Linked DNA regions of Mus musculus: region 1 is linked to region 2. The links are chromatin loops, found by intact Hi-C in ENCODE. Cell type or tissue: heart. All regions are shown on one strand. Links, peaks and the distances in the headings refer to the core of each region. The heading gives the core; the rest is flanking DNA.

The links. A loop is a pair of places that touch in the nucleus more often than their neighbours do. Peaks named below come from ENCODE experiments on the same cell type or tissue, not always from the same donor. Only the 100,000 strongest peaks of a DNase experiment are listed, where the experiment ranks them.
Region 1: it touches region 2 in a loop (3-fold over the local background); 1 of 42 quality-filtered maps calls a loop at or near these places.

Annotation. Positions count from the first base shown.
Region 1 is chr13:55,320,083-55,324,470 of GRCm38, reverse strand. It overlaps Rab24 (RAB24, member RAS oncogene family), which reads left to right and starts at 2,491. Exons shown (of 8, transcript NM_009000.3): 1 at 2,491-2,933; 2 at 3,013-3,081; 3 at 3,291-3,369; 4 at 3,477-3,544; 5 at 3,627-3,726; 6 at 3,918-3,968; 7 at 4,097-4,159; 8 at 4,257-4,388. The coding sequence starts at 2,817. The coding sequence ends at 4,321. It overlaps Prelid1 (PRELI domain containing 1), which reads right to left and starts at 2,416. Exons shown (of 5, transcript NM_025596.5): 1 at 2,190-2,416; 2 at 1,393-1,618; 3 at 27-140. The coding sequence starts at 2,281. In heart, for the core only: a CTCF peak has its summit at 1,833 (motif pointing right); DNase peaks (open chromatin) are centred at 1,670 and 2,480; H3K4me3 peaks cover 3,713 bases; H3K27ac peaks cover 1,971 bases.
Region 2 is chr13:55,180,901-55,185,288 of GRCm38, reverse strand. No RefSeq gene overlaps it. Among named protein-coding and RNA genes, the nearest start is that of Nsd1, 27 kb to the left of the region's middle. In heart, for the core only: a CTCF peak has its summit at 2,488; a DNase peak (open chromatin) is centred at 2,518; H3K4me3 peaks cover 749 bases; H3K27ac peaks cover 745 bases.

The DNA.
Region 1 (4,388 bases), core at 79-4,078, 140 kb before region 2:
GCCCTGCCCGCCCTGCAGCCTCTTACCTGGACAGCTCTGGAGACGCCAAATAAGCTAGAGGAGACCCAGGCTTCCCGACGGATTTCGGTCCAGCCGCTATTGTCAGAGTTCACACAGTAAACACATCGTTCCTCCACCACCTTCAAGGGAAGTTGGGCTGAGCACCTCAAAGAAGCACCCTATGCTCTGCTCACTTGCACGCTCACACCCTGTCTCTACCATGCTACTGTCCCTGTCTCCTTCACAAGGGGAAGCAATGACAAAGTTCTTCCCGTTATGTATCCTGGGCCCAGAGGGAGGCTGCTCTGCCTCCATTACCTCTCTGTTGACCCTTCCAAGTAGAACAGTTTCTTGGGATCAGTTGCTATTCCAACCCGATCTTGGGGCCTCTGGATCTAGATGTGAGCAGTGTTTCTCGTCTGCCTTCTACCCTCTCCTCTTTGAACTTCCTGGTATTGTGTGTGTGCGCAAGCACGCGCACACACTCCAAAAATGACAGCTTTCATTAACAAAGGGAGCGGCAGCCTCCTGAAGAATGTGAAGTAGTCACAAACTTGTCAATGTGATATCTACCAAGCAGAGCTCTCAGCTGAGGTGACTTCAGACAGTGCTGGGCAGGAAAAGGTGCCTTACTCACGGATTGTGAGTGGCACATCTTTATATAAAGTTTTTCTTTTTTGAAACGCACAATTTCCACCTCTCAGGCTTACAGAAGCCGAGAAAGAATCATCTAGAAGCTCGAAGGTTATTCACACTGTGTGAACATTCCCAAACATGGGTTTTCAAGCCTTCCAAAGCATACAAGATCCATATAATGCACTTCCTCAAATCTCATGCACAAACCGAGGCACACCCCAGTTATCTCCACTTGATGTGACTCCAACAGGGAAGCCACAGCCTCCCTTTCTCGATCAGCATCATTCCTGAAAGCCACCCCCCCCCCCATATGTATGCATGCATGCATGTCACCAACTGACTGCTCTGCGCACAGTACTTGTAACAAGCTTTGAAAAGGGGTGTCAGCCGGGCAGTGGTTGGTGGTGCACGCCTTTAATCCTAGCACTTGGGAGGCAGAGGCAGGTAGATTTCTAAGCTCGAGGACAGCCTGGTCTACAAAATGAGTTCCAGGAGAGCCAGAGTTTCACAGAGAAACCCTGTCTCGGGGAAAAAAAAAAAGAAAAAAAGAACAGGGGTGTCTTTCCCCACCATCTGAGAGCCAAGGGACAGTCCCAGAGAATCTGACCAATCGAAAGGGTAGACCAATCTAAGGGCAGAACTCTAGAGATGCAGCTCATTGGTATTTTAGGCCTGCCTCTGGCCACAGAAGTTCCCACAACTCTCTTGCCTGAAATCTGAAGGGCAACTATTTTGAGGGAGCAAAGGAAGTCTCACCATCAGCCGGGCATGGTTGATGTTCCAGGTGAAGGTGGTCATGGTCTGATTCTGGGGGTCCACAATAGAGTCCTCCAGGATGTACACGGAGTGAGCAACGTTGGCAGGAAACAGTCGCTCTGCCCAACGTGGCATCCTGTTGGTCTTGGTCAGGAGTCTCCGGGACAGTAGCTTCTGGTCGGGGGTCACCTCCCGGTGCACTATGTCTTCGGTTAAGACATGTTTGCTGCAAGAGTTAAAGATGATTCTCAGGAGCCTGCTCTTGACAGCATGTCTACTGGTTCCTATTTAGCGCCTCCAGGTCATGGCTGCCTGCAATCTGTGATCTGTGCCCGGGTTCAGAATTAGAGTACACTGAACCTATCCCCGGGCAAATTCCAACTCCCTCCTCCACCCGACATGGATTCTGTGGCTCTCCAAAGCGAGCAAAATCTCAAGAATTATACCACTAGAGAGCGCCAGCAGCAGGTAAGCAAACCATCCTCAGGATTTCTGGCCCCGAAATACCGCTCAACTCCCGTGCTGCCGCCTCTTCCTGTCCAACCACCTTTGGACTGCAAAATAGAAATCTAGAGCCCAATATAAATCACAAACTAGACAATCTTCTTCGAGGACTTTGGAGGCTTGGACTGATTCTAATCCTATAAGGATTTTGTGCTATAACTGTGGCCACAGTTCCGCAGATAGCCCACATCGGACTCTGTCCAGTCTTTCAAACTCCACTATTGAAGGACAGCCTACGGTGCGATCTCCAGAAGAAGAGAGGAAGGCGACTCGCTCTACCCAACGCCACGTACCTATAGGGATTCGGGTACCGTTGCCAGAAGGCGGCGAACACTTGGTCCCAGGAACTTCGGAGCACGCTCTGGCCCAGGAAATACTTCACCATCGTCCCGACCCGGACGGGCTCAGCACCCGTGCAGCATCAGGGTGAAGAGCCCGGGGGTGGGGGGGACGTGGCTAGGCGCACGCCCGCCAGGCTCGCAGCTCAATCTCCGCAGGACCGCGCCCAGGTCCCTACCGCCGCCATCAGGGGTTATAGGACTGCACGACGCTTCCGGCGCCGGATGCATAGGATCGGCCACTTCCGGCGCCCGCGTCACGTGACCGGGCGTCCCGCCTCTTGGCTTCCAGTCCCAGAGGTGCTGTTTGGAGTTAGCTACGAGGACCCCAGATTCAGTCGGTAACCCCGGCGCAGCGGAGCTTCGGGCGCAGCGGCGGTCGCGCGGGTGAGCACCGCAGGGCTCTGCGGCGCGGTGGAGGGCGCTGTCCGCGTCCCCGCGCCGCGGCTCTGCAAAGGACGGAGCGCCCCGGGCCGAGGCGCCAGGGGCCTGCGAGGTGCGAGGCCCTTGGGGTTGGGGTCTGAGGCTTGGGCTCTGCCTGGGCCGCGCGGACCCTGAAGTGGGTGAGGCGGCCCAGGGAGCATGAGCGGGCAGCGCGTGGACGTTAAGGTGGTTATGCTGGGCAAGGAATACGTGGGCAAGACGAGCCTGGTGGAACGATACGTGCACGACCGCTTCTTGGTGGGGCCCTATCAGAACGTGAGTGCACCCCTGCGGAGCAGGCATGGGAGGAAGGGGTCCGGCCAGTATTCCACACTTATCTCTTCCCTGGTTGTAGACCATCGGGGCTGCTTTCGTGGCCAAGGTGATGTGCGTTGGAGACCGGACGGTGACTCTGGGCATTTGGGTAAGTCCCTTGAGAACAGAGTCTTGTGCAAACCTGTCTCCCGAATTTAATGTCTTGCCTCTTAAACCAGCCAACTGGAGCCTCATAGAGGTCGTTTTTCCTTCCTCACACCCATTTACTCGTCTAAAAAAAGGAGGGGGGGTTGTCTGGAAGATGGGGCCTATTTTGTAGTCTTGTGAAGGAGCTTATTAACTCCTTTCACCCCTCAGGACACAGCAGGTTCCGAGCGCTACGAAGCCATGAGCAGAATCTATTACCGGGGTGCTAAAGCTGCAATTGTCTGTTATGGTAAGGGGTTGAATTCTGGCGTGTTCAAGTAGTAAGGGTTAGGTTACAGGCCAGCATCAGAGGGAAGCCGCTGATCTTTATGTGTCTCTTGCCTTACCCTTACCAAGACCTCACTGACAGCAGCAGCTTTGAGAGAGCCAAGTTCTGGGTTAAGGAGCTGCGCAGTTTAGAAGAGGTAGGTGGCCAGATATCACAAGAGTAGGGACAGAGACTGTATTGGTCTGTGGAGATAATCTCAGCCTTGTCTTCTGCTACAGGGCTGTCAAATCTACCTGTGTGGCACTAAGAGTGACCTGCTGGAGGAAGACAGGCGGCGCCGTCGTGTAGACTTCCATGATGTTCAGGACTATGCCGATAGTAGCTGTTTTTAAGTCTCTGAGGATGGGGGCTTGGGGGCGGGTACTATCTGCCTGAGTGTATTTCAAAGATGGGAATGACAGTCTTGGTTGCTTTCTGGCCTTCTTGAACCTGTGTGGTTCAGGAGACTGAACTGTTAGCTACATTTAGGTGTGCTCCCCAAGTGTGAAGACAGTCACTTCTCTTTGCAGATATCAAAGCCCAACTCTTTGAAACATCCAGCAAGACAGGCCAAAGTGTGGGTGAGTGTTGTCTTGGGTCCTGTCAGCAGGAACAGGCAGGACAGTAGAGCAGAAAGGTTCAGAGGGCTGGGCCACTGGGATACCCAGGGCTGCTGGTCTCAGGCCCTCACTGATTCTTTGCTTGCCAGATGAACTCTTCCAGAAAGTGGCTGAGGATTACGTCAGTGTGGCTGCTTTCCAGGTGATGACAGGTGTGTACTTCCTCATGGTCCCCAGCCTTCTTGGTGACCTACTTGATGCCCCGACATAATAGTAGTGCTGAGCAGTCACCTCTCCTCTCTTTGACAGAGGACAAAGGTGTGGATTTGAGCCAGAAGGCAAACCCTTACTTCTACAGCTGTTGTCATCACTGAGTCACCACTCATCTGGCCCAGTGGAATTAGATGAATTCCCAGAGGGGCTGGACCTGACTCTTGTCTG
Region 2 (4,388 bases), core at 76-4,075:
GTCCACCAGGCGTCCCTGATCCTCCCCTGTTCCTCCTGGGACGTCTCCCAGGGCGAACGGACGGTGGACACCTGGACACGTCTATCCTTATCCACCCCGCACTCCCTCTCGGAGCGCGGTCTCACTGAGCGTCCGCAAAACTGAAACTGCGATCGCACCAAACTTAGAAACAGAACACAGACATCAGAACACAGACATCAGACCAAAGCAGAACAAAGAATCTTACCTCTAAGTGGGTCTAGGACCTCTGGGTGGTCGCGCTGTTTCCCGGCCAACGCACCAAATGAAAGACCCTCGAGGGAAGACCCTCACTCAGACACTCAAGTCCCGGGACAGCCGCGTACCCAAGAAGACACTGAGACCATACATAAAATGTAGAAGGCAAGATTTAATAAGGCAGCAACATGAAAGCACACAGACCAGCGCTCTGGGGTCGAAATAAAGCAGCAACATGGAAGCACACAGAGCTCTGGGGTCGAAACTCATACACCTTAGCACAGGGTAGAGGAGTCTCGACGGTCAGCCAGAATTTTTCACAGGCTTATATAGTAAAACTCAAAGGGGGAGAACTGGGCAGGGAAAGTACAAGTTTACATCACTAGGGAGTTCTGCCAAAGGACAAGGGGTTCTGTCAGAGGAATCTACGTAACTAAGGAGTCATGTCCTATCAAGGAATCTACGTAACTAAGGAGTCATGTCCTATCATTTGGCAATGTACCCGGTTCATTTTGAGGTTGTTCCAGGAGGCCTTTATCTCAAAAATGTTTTTCAGATGGGAGGGGGTGGGCTCCGAGGTAAAAAGTTCATGTTTTCACAAGAGGCCAGTAATTTTCTATTCTTCACCTGAAGACAACTACAGGGCTGTATAGTGATTATAGTGAGACAGTCCTGTCTCATAAGGACTGCATGCTTGGGCTGAATTTGCACCCTGTTGCACAATCCTCGCTTAACATGCACAAGGTTCTGGGTTGGTCCCAGCAGCCAAATGTAATATGTAAATAAGTAAATAAAAGTGGCATAATGTTTAGCTGAAAGTGTTTAGTGAGTGCTCTCTGAATATCTGTTTTTTGAAGTTAGAAGAGCCCCAGAATTCAGACTGTAGAGCAAGGGGATCAAAGGACCCCTTCACGGGGGTCACATATCAGATATTTACATTATGATTCATAACAGTAGCAAAATTACAGTTATGAAGTAGCAATGGAAATAATTTTATGGTTGGGGTCACCATACCATAAATGAACTGTATTAAAGGGTTGCATGCAGCATTTGGAAGGTTGAGAACCTCTGTTCTAAAGCCTAATATATATGTATATGTGTGTGTGTGTGTGTGTGTGTATATATACATATACATATATATATCATACATAGATACATAGAATATATAAATATGTATACACACATATATACACACATATGCATATACATATGTGTATACACACACATATATGTGTATGTATACACATATATAAACACACACATAACTGTATATATGAGGGAAAGCAAAGGCTTCACCCCTCAGACCAGCCTTTCTACAACAGAGGTACAGACAGTCTCTCCCCCAACCTCTTGTGCAAGCATGTCTCTCCCCACGAAGAACTCTGCTCTGCCAGCTCAGCTGAAGCAGCTTAGCCTCCAGATGCTGGCAGACAGAGGCTGGAGCTGGACTGTGAGCCTAGGATCAGAAGCTGCTGCAGCCTGATTGGGAGCAACCCTGACCAGGTTCACATTCTGGCTGGGTAATCTTGGGCAGGCTGTCTGACTTGTCAGTTGGGAATTTGAATGGACTGTCCGTCACTGGGATGTGGTAAGAATTCTCAGTAGATCTCTGAGTCACCTAAAGATACTACTATGAGCCGGGCGTGGTAGTGCACGCCTTTAATCCCAGCACTCGGGAGGCAGAGGCAGGCAGATTTCTGAGTTCGAGGCCAGCCTGGTCTACAGAGTGAGTTCCAGGAGACAGCCAGGGCTACACAGAGAAACCCTGTCTCGAAAAACGAAAAAAAAAAAAAAAAGACACTAAAACAAACCATTTATTTAATTCTTTTAGGGGAGTGTGCACCAGTGTAGGTCAGAGGGCAGCTTTCAGGAGTCTGATCTGTCCCTCCAATGTGTGGGTTCCAGTGACTCAACTCAGATCATCAGATTTGGCGGTGAGCATCTTTACCTGATAAGCCAGCCCTCCTTTAGCTCCTGCTTATTAATTATTATTATTATTTTATGTGCATTGGTATGTCCGGGTAAGGGTATCAAATCTTTTTTTTTTTAATTTCTTTTCTTTTTTTTTTGGGGGGGGGTATCAAATCTTGGAGTTACAGACAATTGTGAGCTGCCATGTGGGTGCTGGGAATTGAACCCAGGTCCTCTGGAAGAGCACTCATTGCTTTTAGTCACTGTCTCCAGCCCCACTTAGTTTTTCTATTTTTGCTGACTCAGAGGAGCAGGGCCTCCCTGATGCACTGTCACCCCCATGTGACTAAGCACGGGAATTACATAGAGGAGTTCTCAGGGAGGGAAGGAGCCCTGGACTCCTTCACTGCAAGCCTGGGCTTCCTGGCCCTCGTCACTTCTCTGTCTGGCGTCTCCCGGGCTCCCAAACCCTGAGCTGTCAACGTCTGAGAAGAGAGTAGCTTGCTTCTGGGCTCAGGGCATTTGTTGTGCCTTTTAGGACTCTAGAATGTAGTGGCTCCTTCGTACGCTTTCAAGGCCCCTTATAAAAACTAGGTTTGGCTCGGCCTTAGCGCCATCTTCTTTGAAACTCCTGCGCCACGAGAGGGAAGTGGCGGAAGAAGAGAATGCGAATGAATGCGCAGGCTGAGGCGCAAGAGAAGAGAAGAAAGAAGAGGCAGAGGTCCAAGTAAATTAGCTTGTGCACCCACGAAGCCTGCAGGAGCAGAGAGGTAAGGGATGCCGAAGGCCAGGACACCGGAACAAGTTGTTGATCTGTATGCTGCTGTCGGTAGTAAGTCTCAGTGGACCTGGAACGTGATCTGGCCGAGATCACCTGGGAAAATGACTGCCTTTCTTATAACCCAAACAGTCCGGCTGGCTCTCTGCCCTGGACCTTTGGCATTCTGGACTAGGTCTGTTCTCACTTGTGGCCAAGTGTAACTCGTGTACAATAGATACTCTTGCTGTCAGCTGAAGAATCATAAATAAATAAATAAATAAATAAATAAATAAATAAATAAGAAAGGAAAAACAAAACAAAACAAAAAAACTAGGTCTGGAGGTGCAAGCCTGTAAGCTTGGTGGTGGAAAGTGAAGAGACTCCGAAGTTCAAGGTCAGCTAGGTGTGGGGGTGCACACTTTCTGGCATTTGGGAGGCGGGGTCAGGCCTATCTCTGTGGTTTGAGGCCAGGGGGGACTACATAGTAGGACTAACTCAAATAGAAGTTCCAGGTTATTCTTGGTTACATTGTGACTTTAGGGGCAACCTGGGCTATAAGAGAGTCTATCTTAAAAACAAATTGACTGGGCTGGTGAGATGGCTCAGTGGGTAAGAGCACCCGACTGCTCTTCCGAAGGTCCTGAGTTCAAATCCCAGCAACCACATGGTGGCTCACAACCATCCCTAACGAGATCTGACTCCCTCTTCTGGTGTGTCTGAAGACAGCTACAGTATACTTACATATAATAATAAATAAATCTTAAAAAAAAAAAACAAATTGACAAGAGTCACCACTTTTAATCCCAGCATTCAGGGAGGACAGAGGCTGGAGGATCTCAGTGAGTTTCAGGACAGCCTGGTTTACAAAGAGAGTTACAGGACAGCCAGGGCTCAGGAAAAAGAAAAAAAAAAAAGCAAAACAAACAGAACAAAACAAAACAAAACAAACAAACAAACAAACACCCTGGCAAATGGGAAAGGAAACGCTGCTTGCATTGGGCGCCTTTGACTGGACTTAGGTGACTTGGCAAAGCCTCGGCTTCCTCCTTCCTTATCCGAGCTCTCCCGAGCAAGTGCAGCTACTGCAACAGCGTTCCTATGCTGCTGACGCCAGTGCCGTCCTGGGCGGGATGGGTACCCGTTCCATCCACCTTACAGATACTACTAGGCAGGTTATTATGATGATCATGTTAATCCTCTTTGTCAACTGTTGTATGACAAAGCTTTTCCTGGGGAGATGTCTTAGTTAGGGTTTTGCTGCGGTGAACAGACACCATGACCAAGGCAACTCTTTTTTTTTTTTTTTTTTTTTTTTTTTTTTGGTTTTTCGAGACAGGGTTTCTCTGTAGCCCTGGCTGTCCCAGCACTCGGAAGGCAGAGACAGGCGAATTTCTGAGTTCGAGGCCAGCCTGGCAGCCTGGTCTACAAAGTGAGTTCCAGGACAGCCAGGGCTATACAGAGAAACCCTGTCTCGAAAAAACCAAACCAAACCAAACCAAAC